5 separate regions of the Mus musculus genome follow, and all the other regions are linked to region 4. A link is a loop called in an ENCODE intact Hi-C map of the cell type or tissue named here. Cell type or tissue: heart. All regions are shown on one strand.

Region 1 (5,000 bases), 79 kb before region 4:
TTTTTCCACAGTGTCTCCACAATCCCCCTCTCCGGTCTTTGCTCCCAGGGTTTCCCTTCGTCCAAGCCTTCCCTGTCTGTCACCATGCATTCGGCTTAACCACTGTAAAACAATGGGAATGTATTGGCCTCTCTGGGCCCTCGCTGCTGTTTCAAGAGCTAGTCCAGTTCTCCTGGCATTGAACTTGCAGTGAGTCGGAGCCTACACCCATCAATTGACAGTGTCTGTGTCCCCAGTTCCACAACAGATTGGAATCCCCCCCAGAAGAAGGGGAGCTACACAAGTGGTTCAAGCTGTCTCCAGGCTTGGGAGCTGGGTGGGTGCTTTTGTCAAGAAACATGGCGTTTTCATTAAGGCCATTGTCTGCCAATTAGCCCAGCACTGACTCACAGGGAGCACAACATTGGGGGCCCGCTGTTCAGGCGGCCTGTGGCTGCAGCATCGTGTTCTATGAGCCCCGTGTCCTGTCCCCGGGAGAGTCTTCCCTCTGCTGCTCTGCTAGGTGGTTTCTTCACCCTGTTGTGGGGTGCACCTGTCACCTCAGTGAGGGTGCATTTGTACACGTGTGCTTGAAACCAGGTGGTGTACCATGGCCATGTTATTGAATTAACAGAACCACCCAGAAAGAAAGCACCATTGTCATGCTGTTCTGCAGGGGAGACAACAAAACCTCCAAAAAATCTTTCTCAAGGCTCTGAGGACACAAAACCATCTCATTAGTCACCAGAAGAACTGCCATTTGGACAGTGTTTTCTAAATAAACTCAGAGTTGCACAGCCTTGGGTGAGCCATATCCCTCTCTATTTGCCCCCTGCCCACCCTGTCCTTCCTCATCCCTGCTCCATCAACTCCCATGAAGTCAGAGGTAAAATATACACAGCCCCTGACAGAAGAAACTCAAGCGAAGAAAGGGAGGCAAACAGCACAGATAATCACCATGTAATTAATACAGATAAGAGCTACATGCCAGAGGTATCTCCCATGTCAATACAGAGTCACTCCAGAGCTTTTTTGGATGTGCAGGATTGCGTTGGGCAGAACCACCACAAGCCAGTTGTTCTGCTGCTGGGGGAGAGTGGGGGTTGGTGCTTAGTTGCTTCCCCTCTCTATTTCCTACAAACACTATTTCATTGAAACCCTTATAGTACATCAGCGTTTCTGTAGAGTCACTTTACAGGTGTGGAATTATATGCCTGCTTTGTTATTTTGATAGATCCACCTTCTGGATACAGTGCATTGATATATCATTTATGACTGCCATATCAGGGTCAATACATGATATTATCAGTGTGGTGGTTTGAATAGGTATGGCTCCAAGAGACTCATGCATTTGAATGCCTTGCCATAAGGGGTGGCACTGTCAGGAGGTGTGGCCTTGTTGGAGGAAGTGTGTCACTGTGAAAGTGGGCTTTAAGGCCATATATATGCTCAAGCTTCACCCAGTGTGATATATAGTCTCTCCTCGCTACGTGTAGAGCTCTCATCTTCTCTAGCACCATGTCTGCCTGTATGTCACCATGCTTCCTGCCATGATGATAATGGACTAAACCTCTGAAAAGCTAAGCCAGCCCCAATTAAATGTTGTCCTTTATAAGAGTTGCCTTGGTCATGGTGTCTGTTCGCAGCAGTAAAACCCTAAGACCATCAGGTTCTTATACTTTTGCTGAACAAATAAAATGGACCATGTGGCTTTAATGCCATCATTCTGATCACTGGTTAGACATCTCGCATGCTCATTGGTTAAACAGTCTCTTCTGCAAACTTCTTGCCCGTAGCCTTTCTGGATGTCTCTATATCACATTTTTTGATGGCACACATCTTTGATGGCACACCTGATTTTCTGGCTCCTTATGCCTGGACCTCCTTTAGCTTTCCTACCTGCCGTACCCCCCTCCTGTATGACAGTCATCCTGACCCGCAGAGTGTCAGCCCCCAGGTTCACCGTGCAGAACCCAAGGGGCCAAAGGATCTCGCTGATTCGGCTTGGCTCAGTGAGAAGCAGTTTAAGCAGGGGGTGATTCCCAAAAGGTTTTTTTCTGTTGGTTTTTAAGGTTGAACGCTTCCTAGTAGGGACTGGCGAGATGGCTCAGCACTTAAAAGCACTTGCTGCTCTGTCACAGGAGCTGAGTTTAGTCCCAGCTCCAACATTTGAGGCAGTTCATCCATGCCTTTAACTCCAGCTCCAAAGGGATCTATCACCCTCTTCTGGCCTCCATGACCACCTACAGGCACTTGTACATACAGTCACACACACACAAATACAATAAAAAATATAATCACTCAGAGAGAGAGAGAGAGAAGAGGGCTTTCTATAAATGCTCTATCCAACTCATCCCTAAACAACAACAAAATCACATAAAATTTCAATGAGGGAAATGGTTTATTTTGTGATTTTTGGTTATTTGTTTTAGGTTTTAGTTTTTGAGACAAGGGCTGCTACGTGACTCTCACTGTCCTGGAACTCACTCTGTAGACCAGGCTTGCCTTGAATTCACCAAGATCCACTTGCCTCTGCCTCCGGAGTTCTGGGATTAAATGTGTATGCACCACCATCCCAGGCCTGGCGACGTGTGCTTGTGATCCCATTGCTGAGAAGCTAAGACACGATGATCTGTGGGTCCTGCTGGCTCGCCTAATTGGTGAGCTCCAGGCCAACGAGAGACCCTATCTCAAAGGAAGGAAATGTTGTTCCTGAGGTTGACATCCAAGGTTGTCTTCTGGCCTCTACACACACACACACACACATACACACACACACACACTTGTGTGTATACCTGCACATTCACACATGCACAAGATACACACATGCATGCATACATACAAATAAAACACAGACCCAAATATCTTTCTTATTTAAATTTCCAGAAGGAATCCCCCAGATGTTTAGATCTAATTTGAGAAAATGATCAGAATCCCAGTTACCTCTAACAGGTTAGCTAAAAGACAAAACAGGTCACATGACATTCCTTTTGAGAATATTTTTACTTACTCTTTGACAATTTTAACTTATATACAACACATTGTGATGATATCCCCCTCCACTCCTCTTGGACACTTGCAAACTTCCACACATATCTGCTCCTCTACCTTCATGTCCCTGTCGTCACTCCCCCAGTTAAACCGTTGGCTTGATCTTGTGTAGAAAACTGTAGCTGCTGTGGGTCCATGAGTACAATGGCCGGCCCTGTTACAACCTGAGGACAGCATTTCACAGTGCCCTCCCTGTCCTCCAGCTCTTACATGGCTTTCCCCCTCTTCCACAGTATTCCTGGAACCTTTTAGAAGTTGGTAGACATGTCTCATGTGGGGCTGAGCACTCAACAGTCACAGATCTTCTGCACTTTCACCCTTTACAAATCTCTGCATTGCCTGCTGCTCACTACAAAAAGAAGCGTCTCTCCCCAGTGTTGAGAGCAACACTAACCTATAGACTTCAGGATAAAAAGGCAGTTTGACAAACTTGTCTGGTTAGCAAGACAATAGGTTCACCTCCCCAGAGCCTATGACCCCCTGTATCATGGCTTTGGACCAGGTTTACAGTAAGAGACCTGTGGAACAGGTTCAAATACAATCAGAAAACAGTTGGTTACCTCTGAAACAGTCTTGTCACTATTGCTTCAGTAGGTGCACCTTGCCTGGCAGGTTGATATGGTAGCATGCAGGGTCCATCACTGTGTAAGTCAAGTGATGATTTTTTCCCACCAGCAGCCTGCATGACATACCTTCTGGCACTATGAAAGCTAACCATCAGAAAGAAATGTTCTAGGTCAATTCCTTTATTTCTCAACATGCTGCAAACAGAGTGTGTTGTGTCTTCAGCAACTGAGTCTTACCATCTAGTTCTGGTGGGCAACCAAAAGTCATGGAGATGACTTGTACCGGCGGGGAAATGCTCTGGGACCTTCCTAACCAATATCCCACAGCTGGCACTGAGATCTTCATTTGATAACCCATGACTTCTGGAGGAAGCACTGTCTATCCATGGTGAGCACCTCCATCCAGATTTCACTTGTTAAAAACGGTGGATATTTTAATTAGCCATATGACTCCTTCATCTATCCATAGTTTCGGTTACATTTTCCCCTCCCCCTCATCTTACCCAAACCCTGGCTCCCAACTTTGCTTAAGCCTTTCAAACCCCAGCACCCTTCTCCAGTTTCAAACCTCTTGTGACAATGTAGTTCTTGGTATGGAACAAGAGCCCAGATGCTCTCTTCCACCAATCCTTCCTTCTATAGGTAAAGCAGCAGACTCAGACGTAAAAGTAGCTTGATAGGACCATGTTCTGAATTAAAGACAGAATGGGCAAATTCCCCTGTCTCAGCATCCTCTTTGCCTCGTTGCCTGTTACTCTGATATGGTATGTCAGACACTAAAGAATTTTCCTGAGAGTTCTTCTACTTGAGTTGTCACCTGGGACCCTCGGATCCTTGAAAGCCACCACAGTAACATAAGCTGCCTGTCCAACAGACGATTGGATAAACAATGTCTTTAAATCAAGCTGTCATATCCTATCATGCCCCCATTCCGGATGGCAAGGGAAAGGAATGCTATTATCATTTTCTTTTAAACATCAACTCTTCCCACAAGAGCAACAGAACTGATTAAAATACGGCTGGAAGAAAGGGCACGCCTGCTTCATTTGCATTCAGTCCTCAAATTAAAGGAACACTGGCATGCAATTATATTTCTTATTACCATAGCCTACTTTGACCTTTTACATATCCTCCCTTCAGTTCACAGATGGCATTTCTCCTGAGACTGCCAGAGGGATTTCTGGGCTTTGACACACACACACACACACACACACACACACACACACACACACACACACACACACACACAAAAGGTGAGTTTTCTCTCTCTCTCTTTTTTTTTTGGTGATGCCAATCACTAAGTTAACACTGGCTTTCCCTGTGTGGATTCTACAGAATGGCATGCGTTTCTTGATGATTCAGGTGGCCCTCCTTGGAGGGAGTTTGGATTGTAGAACATACAGT
Region 2 (5,000 bases), 97 kb before region 4:
CACAGGCACAAGCTTAGAGCAACTGTCAGGGAGACATGAGGTCCAACTCGGCCTGGGTCCCAGAAGGGTGAGTGGAAACTGGTGACTCTGAAGGCCTGGCCATGGGTGGAAAATGTCTGCTCAGGGACAGGAGTGTACTTGCCTGGTGGCACTTGGGAAGAAGTGACTACACTCTTGTGATTACAGTCCTAAGGCTAGCCCTTCTAATTCCCAAACCAAAATGGTGGTATCAAGACCCGACTGAGTTAGATCACCCCCAAATCTGGAACCATAGTGTGTTGTAAGAGAAGGATTGGGCCTCATGGCCACTTGGGTGGCCCAAGGTTGGCCTTCTGCATACCAATCCTAAAGCTCTCCAGAGTCTGTGAAATGCTATCCAGAATCCTGGATGTGTTTCCCTGCAAAGGCTGGAGAGGGCTATCTACTGGTTCAGGGTAACACCACAGGAAATCTGGTACTAGCCAACTGTCCACTCACTGCTGTCCTGACCTTCTACCTGGGCTTCTCTGTGCTTTGTCTCTCTGGGGAAAATTCTGTCCTCCGGGCAGGAATCATCTCTCCCTGCAGACACTCTGGCTCTAGACAACCCTGCCATTTCTGATCAACTAAGGCTTGCTTTGGCAGACACAGGAAGAAGAGCCCATCCTTTCCTTCATCTCTAGTGAGGCGCCCAGACAACAGCTTCTCTGAAGGTCTGATCACACGGCCATGGTCAGGACTACTCATCCTGACCCATGGTATTGCCGCTGTCCTCAGCAGGCATCAGAGAATGCACAGGCAACTCTAGGAGGTACCCAAGGATAGGGCAGGGTACCTCAGACACATGGGGTTGCTGGGGAAGTAAACTCTTGGTTGTTCGGATGTGTCTTGGGGCCCAGAGACAGCAGCAGCATGGACTCATCCATCACAGGGAATGCTGGGAGTGGAGGGCACTTCCCCAGCACTCAGTAGGGAAGCCTGAGGCATCTTTAAAGGCGATGATCCCCCACAGGTTTAGCCAGATCTTGTGGGACTGTCTGGTCTCCCTCTCCCTCAGCTTGCCCACAGGCTCTGTTCTTGTCCATACTAACTGTGCCTTTGATTGCAGTGTGGGGGTAAGAACTGCAGAGTAAAGTGTTTGAAATATCTTGGTGTTCGGCTGTTTCACCTCTCAGAAAAGAAACAGGCCCACCCAGTCCTTAGATGAAGAAGCCTGGGTCAAGGCTGGACCTGCTTTTTGCTTCCCTCTAGTGGTCATAGGGTAAACTGCAGCCTGTTTGAGCTGCATCCAGTGTTGGCCTCTATCTCTTCCCTGGAAAACTCTCCTCACTTCTGCCCTAGGGTCCTTTTTCCCTTTTCCTACTCTGAAATGTCCTGAAAGACAAAAGTCAGCCAAATGTCCTCACCCAAGGCCATTCCCCCCCCTAGACTGGCAAACCTGAAAGATGGATCAGCTTAGACTTGCTGAGTAATTGCTAAGTACCAATTTCAGGGCTCAAAAAGTCACACCCAGCCACCGCAGGTCCTTTTCTCTTGTTCTCTTATTATTGACATGGCTCTCTTGAAACTCTCTCTGTCCTTGGCCTCCTAGATTGTCCCCTACCTCCCTGGAGGGTCCTGCTCAGCTGTCTCTGGTCTTCCAGGTCTCTTTGTCCTTGCCTGCAGGTGTTTCCTTAGCCAATGGCCTACTGTTCTTGCTTACATTGGAAGATGGATCACCAAGCAGCCAGGTGTCACATCGAACTTTCAGACCGGGAGCATCAAAGATGTCAGCGTCTATGAGTTGGCGGATTTTTGTAGCACATGTGCTCAGTTTTACGATGAAGTACCCTTCGATGCATGGTGTGGGGTGAACACCAACATCTTCAGTGCTCAGAGACTCTCAGAGCTCCACCTGAGGGACTTCTCACAGTCTCCAGGCACCTGTCAGACTTTTCCAGGCCTGATGTCACTTGCCTTCCAGATCTATATCAGTCACTTTTTATCACTGTGACAAAGGATCTGAAAGCGACAAACCACTCCGTGGACAAAGGATTTGTTGCGGCACATGGATTTGGTCTATGGTCAGCTGCCTCGGCTGCTGTAGGCCGAGACAGAGCTGAAGCATCATGATGGAAGGGTATGGAGAAAGAAGGCAGCTCACATCATGGTGGCCAAGAAGCAGAGAGGCAGAATGGGTCAGGGACAAGATGTGCCTTTCAAAAGTGCACCCCCAGTGGCCCGCTCTTCCAACCATGCCCTAGCTTATAACAGACCACTTAACTATAAAGTTACATTTATACTAGTTCACTTACGCAATTAGCACTCTTGTGATCCAATCGCCCCTCGATAAGCTAGGAACCAGATATTGAACCCACATAACTTCTCTAGGATGGGAGCCCTCCTCCTGAATGGGTGTTGCTAAAGACAAGTTCTAGTCCTGGGGGGTTGAGGGGGAAGGCAGCAGAGAATTGAAATGAAAGGAATAGATGTTGCCTGGGTACCAACAGGCTCCTTTGTAGTTCTGGGAAGCCAGTCTGAATATAGCAGAAGTCCAGAAAAACCACCAGAGGGCAGTGCTGCCCCACTCACGGCCTTTGGGAAGGCCTGTCTTTGTGTCTTGGTACTGAGGTCTTTCGAGGAGAATCAGGGATGCGTGTGGGGGGGTGGGGGGTGGAAGTTACTTTGTGTGTCTCCTGGTGGGTTAGGATGTTTGTGGTATCCATTGCTCACATCAGTGCCTTCACACCCAACCACCAGGAAAGGGAATGTTGGTCATCTCGGGGACGTCTGAGCAGGATGGAGCTCAGAACCTGTAAAACCGTCATTTTCAAATGTGTTCCAACTCTGGACCATAGGCCGTACGTGGTCAAGAGAGCTATGTATTCTGCTCAACCCAAAATTATAAACTTCTTTAAAACAGTATGAAGGAGTTTGGAGGAGGTGGTTGCTATGGTTATTTTATTCTGTGACTCAGTTCTATGATTTTGTGCATGGCCTTTGTTGATGACAATGTTATATGGCAATGTCAATAGGATGGACAGCTGGAGAAATGGCTCGGCAGTTAGAAATGCTCATTGCTCTCTCAAAGGACCGGAGTCCTTTGAGACACCCACCAGGTGGCTCAAGGTTGCCTGCCGGTGATTCCAGTTCCAAGGGATTGGGTGTCCTCTGGCCTCCTGGAGCAGCTGCATACACATGATGAACAAAAACTCATCATACACATGAATAAGCAAAAATTATATTTTAAGGGGGCACAGCCCCCTTGGTAGAGTATTCACCCGCTATGGTGTGAACATTGGTGGGACCTACCTCTAACTCTAGCTCTTGATTGTTGAAACTAAAATTCAAGGCCATCCTTGGCTACGTCGTACAGAGTTTGAGCCAGCGTGGGCAAAAGATTATCTTCAAAAGAGAAATTGGACACATCTGATCGAGTCTTACTACTTCCAGGCCTCGGGCACTGGATCAGAGCAATGGTGGATCTTAAGAAAGCCATTCTTGTCATTGGCTAGAGTCCAGGTTGACCTGGTTGGTGGGATCCATATAGGTTGGGGGTTCAAGGCATTTTTCCCCAGTCTCACGCCCATTCCAGCCCACCAAGCCCCAACCGTGCAAGTGAAGAGTGAGCATGTGCCCACATGGCAGAGGGTTTATTGGTTTTCTCTGCCCTGAGCCTTACACCAGGACTCCTGGTGACTCAGTCAGCGCTGGGAGCCTCTCAGGTCAGAGCTGAAGAAAAGACATGAGTGTACTATGCTAGTAGCTATATCAGGCTATGCTTGGAAACAGCGCTACTGGGAGCAAACTGTCTCCTGCCTGGAGAAGAGAAGGATGGGTTAGCTATGCTGAGAAGGATGCTTGCACGCTGGAAGGATAGGGTGACTACTTACTGGAGGCGCCAGGCAGAGAGGGACCTTCAAAGTCTTGGGATGTGCCTCGTGGGGGAGGGGAGCGAAACAGCCATCCCCCTTACTGCCCCCCTCTCCCGCTCTCTCCTAAGGCCCAGAAATCTATGAACCCAGGGAATTTCTGCAGCTGGAACAGGGAGGAGACATGACTGGCATTCCTTCGCATGTTCCACATTCTATTGATTCATTCTTTGGGTACTAGAGGCAGCCCCCAGGGTCTAGTGCATGAGATGCGTGTACTCTACAACTGGGCTGCATCCCAGCCTGAGTTCACGTTCTAGACCTGGGAGAGACACACACGGAGTGCTGGAAAGAGTCAGAAAGCGTGTGGTCCACACAGGAAGGAAAGAGGAAAGGAAGAAGGAGAGACACCAGGAGAGTCGGGGACAGGGAAAGGGCAAAGAGCAGGACAGGAGGTGGGTGGTGGCCCGAGGAGGGGGCAGGGAGAACTTTCTTGGCCTCCCTCTCCGCGCCCTCGCGGGCAATCAGGCCGGCAGGAGGCAGGTGGTCCGGGGAGACAATGGCGCGGAGGAGTGCGGAACCTGGGACTAAATTTGGCTTTGCCTTTGCAGGGCTCGGGGCCGCCCGTTCATCTCCATGCAAAGGAGAGACGAAATGAATATGCAGCGCGGGCTGTAATTGGGCCGCCGCGGCCGCCGCCGCCGCCGCCGCACTATAATTTTCCAAACAGGATCTTGCAATCAGGGCCTTATTCATTAGCGCATAAACAATTTTGTTTCTCGGCACTCGAGCCTGTCAATCATGCCGAGAGGGAACATCTTGGCCGAAGGCGCGGGCCGTCGCGCGCGCTCCTACGCGCGCCCCCTCGAGCGCCGCCAAGTGGCTTTGTGCCCGGGAGCCCTTGGGTGCTGGGATGGAGGGGGAAGGGGGCTTGCTGCAAGGTCCCCTGACAGCACGCGCTTGGGAAACCCATAAATACTCCTTTGAATCTGCCTCTGAGTCCAGCTTTGTCCTAAAGGCATCCGTGCTCCTCCTTGCAAGCCTCAGTTTACCCTTATTAGCTGGCTGGACTAGTGAGCATTCTTCGGAGAGAGTGAAAATGGCTACAGCAGTTGTTGCTGAAGCTCTGGGAGTTAGGGAATGCTGCCAGCCTATTTATTTATTTATTAT
Region 3 (5,000 bases), 70 kb before region 4:
GTTGTTTGAAGCCCTGCTCAGGGGACCTTCACACTAACGGCTTTCAAATTGTTCCGTGACCTTTTACCTACTGCCACTGAGACCTTCATTTGTTGTAAGAAATTATTATCTTTAACTACCTAGACCCTTCTGTCCTAGAAGGCTATGGTGTCGTGTGATCCCATCAAGAAGAGCACAGGAAAGCCAAAAGCTGGTTCCTTTGTTCAAGGAATTCAAAGCAAGGTGGGGAGGGTGGAAGACACAGCTGCCGTCCAACTTGGGTAAAAGTTAAAACATCCTAGAATTGAATTTGAAGACATTAACAGTTCAGGCTGCACTGGTCGAAATCTACAGAGGTGGATTAGCATTCGGGGAGCGATTGGCATGCCACAGACCACCTGAAGCAGGCTACATCCATCAGATTCTTGTACCCCATTCAATAAGGAGTCAGAGGTCTGCTGGAAAGCTTGTTACAAATCTCTTACAGACCCACTGACCCAGAATTTTCCGTATGGTGCATGTGCACCAACTTACGTTATGGGACAGGTTTTGTTACCTGCTGTATCTGGGTTCAAATCTCAGCTTAGCCACTTAGCACTCAGCTAGAATGTGACCTGCTCACTGGCTTCCTCAAATACAAAATCAGCCAGAGCCTTCCACAAACCAGGGGAGCTTTCATACCCTGTCAGGCAACACCACAGACCAATGAAACCATTCTGGGTGGGGAGGGAATCCCAGATATCAGATATGGATTACTAATGGTTTTAATGGATAGATATGCTCATTAGAACCAGAAAACCTTTCCCGTGTACCCTGTATGTACTTCTCAAGTGGGGAGGAGCCCTCTCCACCTCTTCCTAAGCATGTTCTTTCAACTATGAGATGGGCTAGCTGACATTTCTTTTCCTTATACATTTTATTTTAAATCATGTGTATACCACATCTGCGTGCGCGCCCAGAGTCTGGAGGTCTTGGATCGTCTTAGGTGTCACAGATGGTTGTGAAGCACCTGAAGCAGGTGCTGGAAACCCGAGTCCTTTGGTAAGGCAATGCATTCTCTCTCCATTCAACGATATCCCTTACAAATAGCTCTGACCACAAAGGAGTGGACTCGTGGTAATCACTCGGCATAGTGCAAGTGCTAGCTGGGTAAGCACTATGAGTTATTTAAGACAGACCCAGCTTCCTCTGGGAGGGAACTGAGGAAGTAAAATGTGGCAGGCAGCACGCCATATACCTGTCAATCTGTGACCATGACCAACTTCAGGTACTGCAGCTGGCTCCCAATTACTTGGCTACCAAGATGTTAACAGACTTCGCCTCAGCTTTTTTAAAACCTAAAGGGCTTACTCAAGAGTTGAAAGTCTAAGACAGATACTAGCAAGGATCTTGTGTGGACCAAGTATGAACTTCACTGCAAATGCTCTCAGTGGTGGGGTGAGCAGTATGGCCAACCATTAGTCTTTTCCCTTGAACTGGCCTCAGATCCTTTAGACAGCAGCCCCTGCCCCTTAAAGCCTCGCTCCCTCCAAATGCACTGAAGGCGACACTTGTCCAAATCTCTTCTTCTCACAGTTCTGCAGAGAAGCTCAAAGCCCAGTAGGCTCAGATGACTTACACAGTCTTATGTGGCAATGTAACGCCACAATCAGAACGAGCAGTGACTCAGCCAGCTGTAAAGGAAATGGCCAAGTGGATGAGAGGGAACTAGATGGGGTGAAGGGACTTGGGGGAACAGTGCTTTGAACCAAGGAGCTTTATAAACACCGGGGCTCTAACCTGCCCAGGAGGTAGATAAGCTTGTACCCTTTGGTTTGTCCTCAAACTCAACCTCTCACAGGAGGTTAAAGAACACACCCAAGGTTGGAACTGACACTCAGACCTCCAACTTCCTGGCTTTGGAGCTGGGAGTTCAGCCTCCCCCTCCCCCTCGTCTATCAGGAAAAACATCTGGGTTATAACACCCGGACGATGGGCTATGGAGGGGAAACGGTGGAAGTGAGGTTCTTTAAGGAGCTTTAAGAAACACTGCCTAAGGCCCAGCTAGCAGCCCCTCCCGAGCCTGAGTCACAGGCTCAGACCTTTCGTTGCTCTATCTTGAACATTTCTCTAGAATGACTTTTAGTGAAATCTATAAGCTTGGATTGCTGGAGGAGAAAAGAGACCTGAGGCTTTGCACTGTATGCCAAACACCCTGAAATGCTGCTTCAGGTAGAAAAGCCTCCTTCATTCATTTTTCCATATGGGAATGTGGGTCTCCTGCCACAGTGGCTGGTCCTCCACAGGACAAAGCAAGTGGGACAGTCAGGGGCACAAGAAAGAACAAGGGGAAGTCATCTTTAAAGGCTAAAAGGTTACATAGAGCATAATAAAACACAACTGTTTCCTTTAAAATTTTTAATGGACAGGAAATGTATAGAATAACTGCCAAGTCACATAAATTAACTTTTTTGTTAATGTCTGTGATCCAGGAAAGAACACGAGATCGGCACGGGTGTTTTCGTCGTCTGTTGTCTGGGCGCATGACCGAGGTGACCAAGTGTGGACCGTCAACCCATCTCTACACGGTCCAGAAAAAAAAGCGGGTGCCGTGCTTGGCGGGTTTCAGATCCCCTTCAATCACAGGGTTGGGCTCTGGCCTTGCTCTTGAGTGATAAGGATTCTCTGGCAAAGGACGATCTGTTTTCACTTTGGTGACCTGGGAAGGGCGAAGAAGAGAGTCAGGGTTCAAAGAGACTCTTGAACAGTAGTAACCCTGAGACTGCTGGGGGTCCCCTCTCTGCTCCTGCTGCCTCAACCATTCCTCAGCTTCAAAGCTCGGGAAGATATATCTAGCTATATTGAATCAGAGTCAACATCTAAAAGCAGACTTTCTGACCCTCTATATGGTAGGACAATATATCCTCAGCAGAGACAAGATATCCTCTGGGACTCACTCACTGGTTAGTGAGCAAGATGGAGGAGCTATCAATCAAGACCCGGCTACCCTGCTGCCTGCTGCCCAATGACAACAGAGAAGGGTGGACCCTGCACAAATCACTCACAGTGAAGGCTGGGGCCTAGACTATTTCTGAAGAGAACTGGGAGCCAGCTGGGACGATTAAGGGGAAGACAGAGAGAGCAGAGACAAAGAAGACAGAGGGAAGGTCCAGAGAAGTCAACACAGAGCAGGCTGTATACTGACCAAACCCTGCTGTTATCAGCACTGATGCTGAGATGCTGAGCCTGCTGTCTGCTCACTCTTCCCAGCTCCCACCAGGAGATTCCACAGATGCTCACTAAGGCTACCTTGCTAGGACACAATGTCAGATCCGTGCTTATAAATGCCACATGCAGCTAGGGAACAGGGCTGGGTGATACACTATGCAATGCTATGCAAAGGTGCTTCAATTTAACCTGATGGCAACAGGTGCCACTGTTACAGGGAAGCAACCAATCACTACATGCAGGCTAGAAGGCAGGGAAACCAGGCCGGATAGCTGGAACAGAAGAACTCAGAGCTGAGTCCGTGGGCCAACGTAGATGGTAGGTTCCAAACTGCAGCTGAGAGGAAGATGCCACCCCAATGGCCGGCCACCAGAATCTCCAGTGGGAAGCCATCACAAGTTGTTTTGTAATTTTTTAATTTTCTGTATTTTGGGGACCAGACTCGGGGCCTTGTACATGCTAGGTAAATGCTGTGCCGCTCCGCATTACCTCTAGTTCAGAAATTATCCTTTGGAAGTTAAGGAAGCAGCAGATCCTTCTAAGTGGGCCACAGTCACTAAGCATTTTCTGGCTTTTACTCTAATGGGACCAACTCTAGCTATCTGTATGCATGAGAGGCTAGGTCTGTCTGTCTCTGTGCCCAGATCTCTCAGGTACACAGTTACTATAACCCTTTGTGTGCAGGTTACAGCCAGCTCACAGGAGGCTGACTAACTGGCCAGAGCCCAAGGTCTGAGTGCAGGTCTCTGTCTCCTGCTGTAACTGGAAGTCACTCAGGGTTCCTGTTGCTTGACAGAGTAGTTCCAAATGCTTCACTCAAGGTATTTATAAAATCAATCTAGAAAACTGTCATTCTTTGCTTCTAAGAAATGTTCTTGAACATAAAGTAAGCAGGGACCCTGAACAACTGACTGCGGGGAGAAGAAAGCGACATGCTCTTGTGTGGTGCACTCCAAAAGAGAAAGGACAGGAGCACCCCAGGGCCACTCCTAAGGGAAGGCCTAGGACTGCCTACTTGATGAAGCGGCCATGTGTAAAATGGGGTTCCCAGGATGAACTAGGAGGTCCCTGATCACTTCTCTGTGGTTGCTGAGTGGGAGCAGGAGTTAACTCTGCCTAGGAAGGGTGAGATATCAGCGGGAGAGGCAAGTAGGCCACACAGAATCAGAGAATGAAACATAGGTTAGGCCTCTCTCTGCTCTCTTTCTAGAAGGAGACTGAACAATGGGTGGAGTACAATCAAAATTGATAAAACATGTCAAGAAATACACATTTGAGGCAACTAATATGGAAACCTGGGGGAAGGGGTAAAAAAATGTCCATATAAAAAGACTCAAGAATAAATACTGCTTTGATAGCCTGACTTACGCTTCCCCTGTGGTGAGAAGAAACAAGAAAAGGCAGTTTTATTGGTTAAGTGTGTAAGTCCTATTACTTTCAACTTTGGTTGGCTACTATTTAAAGTAATTTTTTTAGTTTTAGCAAAAGAATGTCTGAAGTAAAAAAAAGAAAAAAAACGTGTCAGATTGAAAAACAAAGCTATGCTACCACTCTATTGGTGACAACTGTTCATGGGCGCTAGCCCCAAAGGGAAGGGAACAGAGCTGAACAGCCTGTGTGCCTGGTGCTATGCAGGCTCACACAGGCTCTCGGGCACAGCTCTTCCAGGACAGCCCTCGGCTTGCAGACAGGGCTGGATGGAAGTGGGATAGTTGAGATTCCACAGGAGCCCGTGGAGCAAGGTTCAGAGCGACTGTGTCTACCCAGCTTGCCCTTCCTGAGCTACAGCAGCAGGAGCTGTCAGGCCAGTGTGG
Region 4 (5,000 bases):
TAGCCGAGTACTCAGAGTTGAATCTGGTTTCCTCGCGCACCGACTGACACCGAAATGTGCCAGGGATGTCGCGCCCTAGGCTGGAGTACAAGAATGAAAGGACCTATTGGAGAAGAAGGGACGGCCCCCAACTTTTAACACAGCGCATCCTGGGTGCAGGAAGCAGCCAAAGCTCACATTCCAGGCCAGAAAAACCAAGGCTCAACGAGAGGCGGCTCCTATCGGCAGTTTTCCAGCGCAGGGGTAGAGGTTGGTAGCCGGAAGGCTGAGCCAGAAGCCCTGGCCTGTGCTGTTGGGGGGACTCGGGGCCGAAAGCAGGACCGAAAGGACTCACCATGGCAGGCGGAGCGGTCCCTTCGAGACAGCGGGTGGTCGCTTTGCAGCCGGACCCTGGCTGGGCCATCACCTGGGGGAGGGGGAGGGAATGCAGGCGACGGCGGCTGCTGAACTGGCTCGGAGCTGTCAGAGCCCAGCGCCTCCCCTCGCCTGTTATATAAACCGGCGCTGAACAATGAGTCCTAACTTTGTAGTGGGCATTTAAAGCCCTTCCCCACAAAAGCGGTGTCTCTCTAATGAAGCAATTTGAATTTGGATTGGGTTTTTTTCCCTCTCTCTCCCCCTCTCCCTGCACTTAACCCGTGGCTCTTGAAGTAATCGCTTAGTTCCTTTGCAATCCAAGCCTCTGAGGGGGAAAAAAAACACGCGCACACACACAAACTACCTGCAATTAGAAATTGTCGTGAATGCCCAAGATAAGAGGTAGCCAGAGTGTCAATTCCAACTGTCAATCAGTGAGATCCATCAGGCCGCCCAAAGAATTGCAAATTTGATTTTTTAATGGTAGTAATTAAAAATCGAATTTTTTTCTCCCTCCGCCCCCTCCCTTCTCCTACTCTCGGTACAAAATGCAAAAAGGAGAAAAGAGAGAAAGAAAGAAAATAAAAAGGAGATGGGGGTGGTGGTGGTGGTAGTGGTGGTGGTGGTTGAGAAAATAAAACCCAGAGCGCTAGGAGCATCCGCCCGCTCGACGCGCGCCGGGAAATTGAAGCGGGGATATTGACACCGATTCAAACGCCTTTGGAGGGCCAGTTCAAGGGAAGCCCCAAGCCAAAGAGGGCGAGATCGGCGAGTGAAATGAGGCCAAAAAGAGAAAAGAGAGGCCTCTTGGAGGAGGAAAGAGAACCCTCCAGACTCTTGGAGCTCCCGGGACCGGCCCCTCATCGAGATCCTCAGCGTTGCGCCGGCACAACCTCTGGCGCATCGGCGCTATCAGCGTCTATTCAGACGGACAATACTGGCCTCGCCTCCTCTTGATTCGCCTATGTCTTTGCTAAATCGCTTTTTGAGAAATTCCTCCAACATTTGCATAATGTGTTCCCGCTTTCCGCGACCCCCCACCCCCGCCTGCCCGCTCGCACGCTCACACACTTGCAGACACACTCTCCCGGGCTCACTCAGCACCCCTCCTTCCTGCTGCCGCCCGCCACCCGACCCGGCCCGGTTGAATCCCGGCTCCCGCTGGCCCCAGGATCCCCGACGCTCACCCACTCGCCTGCTTGCTCACCTGGTCGGTGGTGGGGCCGCCCTCCGCCGGCAACCGGCAGCCCTCGGGCAGCGCCGGGGCGGCGCTCTCATGCTTCCAGTACATGGGCCCGGGAGCGGGAGGGCTCGGTGGGCGCGCAGTGCGAAGAGAGGCGCAGAGTGGGGCCTCGGGCGTCCTGGGGGCAGAGGCTGCTGGGAGAGCTGGAGAACCGAGGCTCCGGCCCCGCCGCCCCGGGCCCAGCCCCAGCTCCCCGCCCCCGGCCTGAGCGCAGTCCTGGCCTCCCTGGCTGCCAGCACCACTGCCTCTGAAGAAGGTCCCGACAAACTTGGAGAGGTCCCTGCAGCTGCTTCTGCGGCTGCCGCCTCCTCCTCCTCTTCCTCCTCCTCCTCTTCCTCCTCCTGTTCTCCCTCCTCGTTGTCCTCCTCCCCTTCCAGCTGCGGCGACGACCGCCCTGCCGCTGGAGCCCCGCTCCGTTCAAGATGAGTCATGCGTGACCAATCCCCTCCCCGCTAAGAAGAGCGAGACACTCCAAAGGAGGCAGAGACTCAGAGACATACACACACAGAGAGACACACTGAAACTAGGCGCTACAGGGAGACTCTTGGAACATGCTAACATACAAAGACACTGGCGGGGCACATATCCTCACAGCTCCTTCTGCCGCCCCTCCCTCAAGGGCACCCACTGCCGCCCTCACACAACGTTAATAGGTGCGAGAGGAATCCGTGGTCAGCCCATCTACAAGGCTGGATTCCACATGAAGCCACGTTCTGTTGATGTAGTGCTGAGCCTGGTATATTTGTGTCGCAAATGGTCACCTGCTCACACCAATCCTTCAGGTCCTAGACTTCGACACACCCCTCAAACTCCTGCAAAAATATCCCTGCTTCATGACAACCGGAGCTTGCACCAGCTTCTAAAGGCTGAACAGGGCTGGGGGCAGGGGAGCCTGTGCTAGTGAGAGTGGGAGGGTAGGTCCCTTGGTTCTTTTGGAATGAATTACTTGGGACATCCACTTCCACTTCAAGATTTACCTAATCATACTTTCTACGTACTATAGGACTCTAAGGATGATGAGAGTTAGGGAAAGGCAAAGACCCAGACATTTAGATAGCAGGCACAAGCCCCAAACAGAGAACTCTCAAACTCAAAGGTCTGACACTGACAAACACTGACATTTATAGCCTCAGCCTTCTTCCTCAAACACCAACTATGCCAGAGAAGTGTGTAAATGTGTGTCTTCTTCTAAAACACTGTGCACACTCAGACTTAGACCTAGTCCTGCATAGAGCTACCCACCCACCACACAGACCACCCCTCCCTAACTGCCCTCATTTACAGATGTAAACAGCACCCCCTCAAATCACGCTTACACTTGTACACACAGCCGTACTCAGGAGAGGCCAAGTTCCTATGGAGCTCCAAACCCTGTATAACCTCTGTTATGAGGCATCTCTTACTATGCACTGCATTCTTATAGGTGATGAGCCAGGCGCCAGGCTCAAGGGGAAGCAACACACACCTTTGCAAAGAACATCGTTCCCAGGTGTCAGTCTCTGTCTGCACAATTAGGCATGGCCAGAAGCACACATGGACAATGTCTATACACGACTGCAATACTGAAAACCCACCTCCCACTCCTTAGAGATATATATCTGCTCTTCAGGCAGACACAACCCCAGCTAATGGCATCAGCCCTTGCATTGCAGTCCTTTATTGCTCTTGGGCACACAGGTTCTGAACCAGTCTTTTATACTAAAGAGAGCAGATCCACGGTGGAGAGCAGGTGAGGTGTGTACATGCACACAAATGTACACATACACACTTCTATTCTTGGGTGCTTTAATCCCAGCCTGGCATTAGAATGCTAAGCATATTAGAGTCGTGATCTCAGTTTTCTCTGTGAGGCAGCATACCCTATTGGTACCCATGCTACCTATTTTAACCTGATGTTTAAAGAAATCATATCCGTCATAGTGCCCCATGACTAATAATGGCCTGAACCGAGAACTAAAACTGGATTCATATACTGGAGCTTATGACCTTGATTTCTGGGCTATACCCATGACCGTGACCACTCATGGTAAGCATGTGCACACACACACATAACACACACACACACACACAACACACACACAACATACACACACACACACACACACACACACACACACGCACACACACACACACATGCACACACACACACACACACACACGCACACACACACACACATTCCATAGTTTGCCAAAAGCCTGCATCTGCCTTCTGGCTCATGGGCAAATATGGAATAGCAACAATACTGTCTGGTTCTCCCTCTCCCCTGGGCTCTCCTCCCCTCTCCCCTTCTCTTCTTTTCCCTCCTCTCCTCTAAGTGGCCCGGAGAGGCCAGAGGCTAGTATGTACATAGTACATGACAAAAAAAGACAAAGCTCTTGTTGCTACTTCAAAACTTCTTAGGTAAGGGAAGACCACGTGAAATGAAATGTCAGATGAGATTTACATAGTCTGGGGACAGAAGACATTCGTCCAGGTAGAGAAATGATGGCAAAGGTCTTGGGGCTGAGCAAACAGGTGGTGCCACTGCTATGAGGAGGAGTGGGACATAGCAGTGGCAAGTCCGTGCTCCCAGAGTAGTGACAGTGACTATGTCAGTGTCCACCACTTACGTGACTGAGTTCTGCTCCATATGCACCACCCTCTCAACCCTCCTGGCAACTCCACAGAGCTGGCACAGTGCCCTTGTTTATTGAAATCTAGACTGAGTTCTGGAACTCTTAACAGAAACTTTCATCTGTATGCAGCTCCTCACCTGAATTCTGACTAAATCCTCAGAAAAATTAAGACTAGATTAAGAGACATTGAACTCTATCAGGTCTGAAGTCCAAAGAGTGAGGGCAGCTTGCCTTGGCACTGGTCTTAACACCACCCCTTATTTTAGGGGAGACAGGTACTCTATTCACGCCTTCAGCCTCAGATTTCTCACCTGTGAGGTGGGCATGACAACAGAGCCCACCTCCTATGCGCAGCCCCACCAAACTATGGAACATATGCCTCAGGATATCTGTCACATAGAAATGAGCCTAAAAATAGTAGGGGTCACTGTGGCATGGACACACCAGATTTGGAAGATACTACTTCAGATTCTTCTGGAATAGGCAGGGCATAATTCAAATAATCAAAAACTCCCCTGAATAACTTACCCAAGGAAGCTGAACACCTATTAGTCTAGCTCAGAGCATACCCAACTTCAAAGACAAAAATGAAATCACTTTGGACATGAAATCTTCCTTCCCACAAATCCAGATTTCTGTTACAGAATGAGACCAGATTGTCAGACTCAAAGAGTCTGTTCAGACAGGATAGTCTTTTTCCTCCCGCAGGAGATCGTGGGCAGGTCACTTTGCCTCTTAGAATCCTTGTTTCCCAGCTTGCAAATGGAGCTAACAGTCCTTACCC
Region 5 (5,000 bases), 170 kb after region 4:
GAAGAGACATCGTGACCATGGCAATTCTTACGAAGAAAGTATGTAATTTGGACCGGCTTACGGTTTCAGAGTTTCAGAGTGTCATCATTATGGTGGGGAGCACAGAGGCAGGCATGGTAGCATGACCTGGAAAAATAGCTGGGGACTACACCCTGATCTACAGGCAGAGAGAGAGAGAGAGAGAGACAGAGAGAGACAGAGTGAGAGACAGAGAGACAGAGAGACAGAGAGAGAGACAGAGAGAGAGAGACAGAGAGAGACAGAGAGACACAGAGAGACACACACAGAGAGAGACAGAGAGAGAGAGAGAGAGAGAAAGAGAGAGACACACAGAGAGACAGAGACAGATAGAGACAGGCAGAGAGAGACACAGAGACAGACAGAGAGAGACACAGAGACAGACAGAGACAGAAACAGAGAGACTGGGTCTGGTGGCTTGGGCTTTTGGAACCTCAAAGGTCACCCCCAGTGTAACTCTTTTTCTTCTTTTTCTATATAACACTTCCATCAATTTTCTGGGAGTTTCACATCATGTACCATGATCACAGTCCCCTCCCAGTCTCTCCATATCCTTCACCCCATCAAAGAAGTAGAAAACAAAAATTAGTAGGAAAAGAAAAACCAACTAACCAACCAACCAGCCAACCAACCAACCAACCAACCAAGTCCTCTTTGTGCTGTCTATACATCACTGGAGCATGGTAAAACTCTCAGTAGCCTGCCCTGAAAATAGAACTGAGCCCTTCTCTTCCCATACCTTAACCAGAAGCCATCAGTTGTGGGGAACTACACTTCAGCATCTCCCTCACACTCATTTCCTGTCCTTTAACAATTAGTGCCATTCCCTGGCGACTCAGCATTCAAATATATGAGCCTGTGGAGATTATTCTTATTCAAACCACCACACTCCAAAAATGTCCAAAATTGTACTTGTTGCATGTACTATGTGTTCCAAAACATGAACTTGTGAAGGATACTTCACACTCAAACCACCAACCACATTTTGGACTTACTTTTTCTCTTCCAGACAGTCTTACACTGTAGCTCAAACTATCCTGAAACTCACTATATACACAGACTGATTTCAAACTCATGACAATTCTTCCTTAGCCTTCTACATGAGGGAATCACACACACAAGCCACCATGTCTCCAAATTAATTCTCAACTAGGTCATTTCTATAGTATTTGCTTCACAAAATAGACAAATCAAATTATAATATCAAAAAAGTAAACAAAGCAACAACAAAGAGAACCTAAGAGTGTTTCATCTAATGGCAAGTTGGGAACCCGTCCATGGATTCTGTGGAAACATGACTGCATTCTTTATATGTTTCTTTTTTGCTTTTTTTTTCCCCAGTTGCATTTCTCCACTCTCTTTTTTTCCTCTGTGGTCACTCCCATTTAAAGAAGGAATTCTTGACAGCAGCATTGAGTTGCAAATACCTTCAAGTTAAGTTTAGTTTTTTTTTTTTTTAATTTTAACTAACACATACTTGTGAAAATTACATCAGCTAGAGATTACAGTTTGTCTCAAGATAACTTCTTACTCAGGCGAACATCACAAATCTCTGCCTTCACTAACATTCTGACTCAGCTTATGTCATGAGTCGAATATATTCCCTAAAATTTCATATAGTGGAAATTTAACACTCAGTAGGTTGGTGGTATTTGGAGGTAGGGCATTTTCATTAGAAGGAGATGAAGTAATGAGGGTGGGGCCCTTATTATGGGATTAAGAGAAGATTAGAGCTGAGTGTGTGGTGTCTTTTTTTCCATGCCAGCACACAAAGTCTTCACTAAGCACGGATGTCTTCATTTTGTCTTGTCTTCATAGCTTGTACAACTGTGAGACACACATTTTGTCCTTTTAGTAATCATCCAGTCTGTGCTGTTCCATTATAAGAACAGAAAATAGATGGAAACAGCCTACAAATTCTGTTTTCCATCATAGCCCATTGTAGAGGGAACATATTAGTGATTAAATTCATGGCAATTTCCTAACCTTACCAACAAAAATGCTGTTTTCTTATTACCCATGCATTTTCCATAACTAGCAGTTGCTTAACAAAATTCTAGGCTCCACATAATCTAGGGTCATGGCTGTCCTTCATGCTCTAAGGGATAAGTATATTATATGCTAACTCATGTTATATGCTAACTCCATGGGGCTAATCCAATGATGATCCTTAATGAATTCAAACCCAGAGCACTGTAGAGAGCCAGAATTCCCTTCGAAGACCTTATGAGGGAGTAGCAAGAAATCCATGTTTATCCGTCATCCTGCCTATGCTGAAGTAGTCTCATAAGGGCCTCCTCTTGCCTGAGCCTACAACACTTCAGGCTACTGCTGTTTAAGTAACAGATGCTAAAGCTATCTATTTTGATGATTGCTCTTTGGTAAGGGGCATACGTTTTCTTATCCTGAGTTATTGACAAACAAGATGCTGAGTCAGTCTAGCAAAGCTTGTAATCCATCCAAATACCCTTTCATTGTATTTCTGGGCCAAGTGCCAAGTTCAGCCAGTTTCTTGGAAAAGGCCACCCTCTAGTGGCTAGCTTGAGTACAACAGCAATTCTTCAGGAAAGTTTTTTACTTGATGTAATATATGGCGTGAACGCCCAAAGAAGAGAAAAGTTAATAACATCAGAAGATAGGAGAAGGGCTCTGGGAAAGAAGAGAAAAGTTAATAACATCAGAAGATAGGAGAAGGGCTCTGGGACAGTAACTGTGTTCATGTGAATTCACATTCAATAATATACAGAGCTAGAGTTGCAGATGGATGAGGCTTCTAGGTAGCAGAGAGTCAGCAATAAACATGAGCTCTAAATAGTATCATTAAATAAGAGTGATCTTATACTAAACCATTTCTTCCAAGCTAGGCATTGTTAGAATGAAAGGGTCTGTTTTGTACTCCATCTGCTTTATAGTCAATTGCTTCATGGCTTGGTTAGGACATTTTGAAAATAACAATCAACTTAGACTACTTTCCCTTTGAAATTCACATAGGAAGTTCAGGCACAGAGAGAATGCTAACGAAGACAATCCACATTTCCAAGCTATACTCATGCCTAGCATTGTTAGGAAATCTGAGTAATAAGGAATTCAGAAGTATGCTTTAGTTTATATTTTGGAAGGTAACCTAGCAAAAGGGTTTAAGAGCACAAACTCTAGGATCCGAGTTTGAATCCTAGTTCCTTATTCACCATATGGATCTTAAACATATTATTTTACTTCTTGTTGATTCTGTCATTTCTCTTGTACAGTTTAGTGGGGTGGTATGGAAGGTAAATGTACTGATGAACATAAATTATTCAATACAGCATCTGGCATGTTGAAAATAGTATGTTTTACCATTGTCATTGAACAGATTCTGCGTGTGATTCTCTATCCCTAAGAGATGGAATGTGTTGCATAAAGTGGATATTTAAGAAGATTTTCTTGCTCGGTGACAGTATTAATTAATGCAGTGAAAGAAGTTGAGGTTGGATGAGAAAAGTAATTAGTACTCACCACAGAAATATGATTCAGTCTCTAATGAATGAGTGGCTTCATTATTCTTCTTAGTTCATATAGGAAGTAGATCCAGGCAGTCCATTTTTTTTTTTTTTACTTAGATAGAATCTAGAAACATTAATCAGTCTTCTATTGTTGATTTGGCACTTGAATCAGAAATTATTTTACATTAAATGGATAACCAAAGTGATATCCCCTTTACTATTTAAAAAGCGAATATACTTTATAGTTCAGGTAATAGAAAGGTTCTATTTTGTGCACTCTTGTTATCATATTTCATTGGGCATTTTTCTCTTCTTGTAACTTTGCATGTCACAGTAACACTCAAAAACATCAAAATATAAATATTTTGATTAAAAAAATCAAATTCCCAACCTCCCAAGTTCCATTTAGCACAACAGACTACCAGCATGGTATATGCTGTCATGAGTGTTGCTGCCAAGAACACTTATAGTGCCAGTCTAATTCGAGTGTACTTCATGATCCAAAACTGAACTATGCTCCCAAGATATTGCTACTCAATTACCAATGCAATCCAGTCCAAGTATCCCAACTGTTTTGGAAGTTTCAGGGGAAAAATAATTATTGGTATGTGACAATAATGTCTTGCCAATATTTCCTTCTTGGGCATCAGACATTGCATGAATATTGATTTGTGTTGTTCCCCATTTGTCTCAGTTGAAGGAGCAAACCCCAGTGAACCTAGTTATCCCTGTGCCTTATACCTTGGTACCCAGTTGTATCTCAAACCTTGGCTTATAGCATTAATCTTAAGTAGTCTCCACTCTTATCCGTATGAACTACATTCTGAGATCCCTAGTGGATGACTGAAACTGAATCAAATGCTACTTAAACAAGTTTGGGGATTTAGCTCAGTGATTGAGGGCTTATGGCACAAACCCAAGGTCAATGAACAAAACAAAATAAAATAAAATAAGAAAACCACTGGGACTCAAACTAAAATGCTATCTATCTATCTATCTATCTATCTATCTATCTATCTATCTATCTATCTATCTATCATCTCTATCTATCTATTCATTCTATGTTTTTCCCCCCACATAATATCTGTACCAAAGTTCAGAACCCCAAAGTTAAGAACACTTTACAACTTCTCTTTGACATATCACAAAAATGACTCATGCATGTTGGGGCCATTGTTACGAAAGACAAGGGTTATCTGAGTACAAGCACTGTGATATCACGACAGTATGTCTGTATCTGATAACCAAGGGCATTACTGAGTGACTAGTGGGTGGGAAATGTATACAAGCGTGGCTCTGCTGGACAGAGTGATGAGTCATGCTTTGGACAGGATGGAGTAGGACAGCAGATCTCATCACATTACTTATCATGTTACATCATCTCAAGTGTATGAACTGTTTTTTTATCTAAAACAGTCTCTGTACCAAAACCACAGACAGTGAAAACTTAGATGAATGAGGACTCCTCAGTTGTGGTGATTTGTGGCCCAACATTGGTTA

What was found. A loop is a pair of places that touch in the nucleus more often than their neighbours do. Peaks named below come from ENCODE experiments on the same cell type or tissue, not always from the same donor. Only the 100,000 strongest peaks of a DNase experiment are listed, where the experiment ranks them.
Region 1: it touches region 4 in a loop (1.9-fold over the local background); 7 of 42 quality-filtered maps call a loop at or near these places.
Region 2: a loop joins it to region 4, with 2.5 times the contacts of the local background. A loop is called at or near these places in 8 of 42 quality-filtered maps.
Region 3: a loop joins it to region 4, with 2.0 times the contacts of the local background. A loop is called at or near these places in 5 of 42 quality-filtered maps.
Region 5: a loop joins it to region 4, with 2.5 times the contacts of the local background. A loop is called at or near these places in 3 of 42 quality-filtered maps.

What each region holds. Positions count from the first base shown.
Region 1 is chr2:36,024,595-36,029,594 of GRCm38, forward strand. It overlaps Gm39798 (a long non-coding RNA gene), which reads right to left. Exons shown (of 2, transcript XR_866163.1): 2 at 2,964-5,000. Among named protein-coding and RNA genes, the nearest start is that of Gm39798, 3.9 kb to the right of the region's middle. In heart, no CTCF peak of the experiment used is centred here; no DNase peak of the experiment used is centred here.
Region 2 is chr2:36,007,040-36,012,039 of GRCm38, forward strand. No RefSeq gene overlaps it. Among named protein-coding and RNA genes, the nearest start is that of Gm39798, 21 kb to the right of the region's middle. In heart, CTCF peaks have their summits at 1,229 (motif pointing left), 2,514 (motif pointing right), 2,719 and 4,716; DNase peaks (open chromatin) are centred at 1,205 and 4,376; H3K4me3 peaks cover 1,261 bases; H3K27ac peaks cover 832 bases; H3K27me3 peaks cover 2,199 bases.
Region 3 is chr2:36,033,965-36,038,964 of GRCm38, forward strand. Ndufa8 (NADH:ubiquinone oxidoreductase subunit A8) reads right to left here. Exons shown (of 4, transcript NM_026703.3): 4 at 2,360-2,677. The coding sequence ends at 2,540. Among named protein-coding and RNA genes, the nearest start is that of Gm39798, 5.5 kb to the left of the region's middle. In heart, no CTCF peak of the experiment used is centred here; DNase peaks (open chromatin) are centred at 117 and 1,877.
Region 4 is chr2:36,103,560-36,108,559 of GRCm38, forward strand. Lhx6 (LIM homeobox protein 6) reads right to left here and starts at 501. Exons shown (of 9, transcript NM_001083126.1): 1 at 335-501. The coding sequence starts at 403. In heart, no CTCF peak of the experiment used is centred here; a DNase peak (open chromatin) is centred at 1,982; H3K4me3 peaks cover 2,440 bases; H3K27ac peaks cover 347 bases; H3K27me3 peaks cover 4,864 bases.
Region 5 is chr2:36,274,208-36,279,207 of GRCm38, forward strand. No RefSeq gene overlaps it. Among named protein-coding and RNA genes, the nearest start is that of Ptgs1, 46 kb to the left of the region's middle. In heart, a CTCF peak has its summit at 2,546 (motif pointing left); no DNase peak of the experiment used is centred here.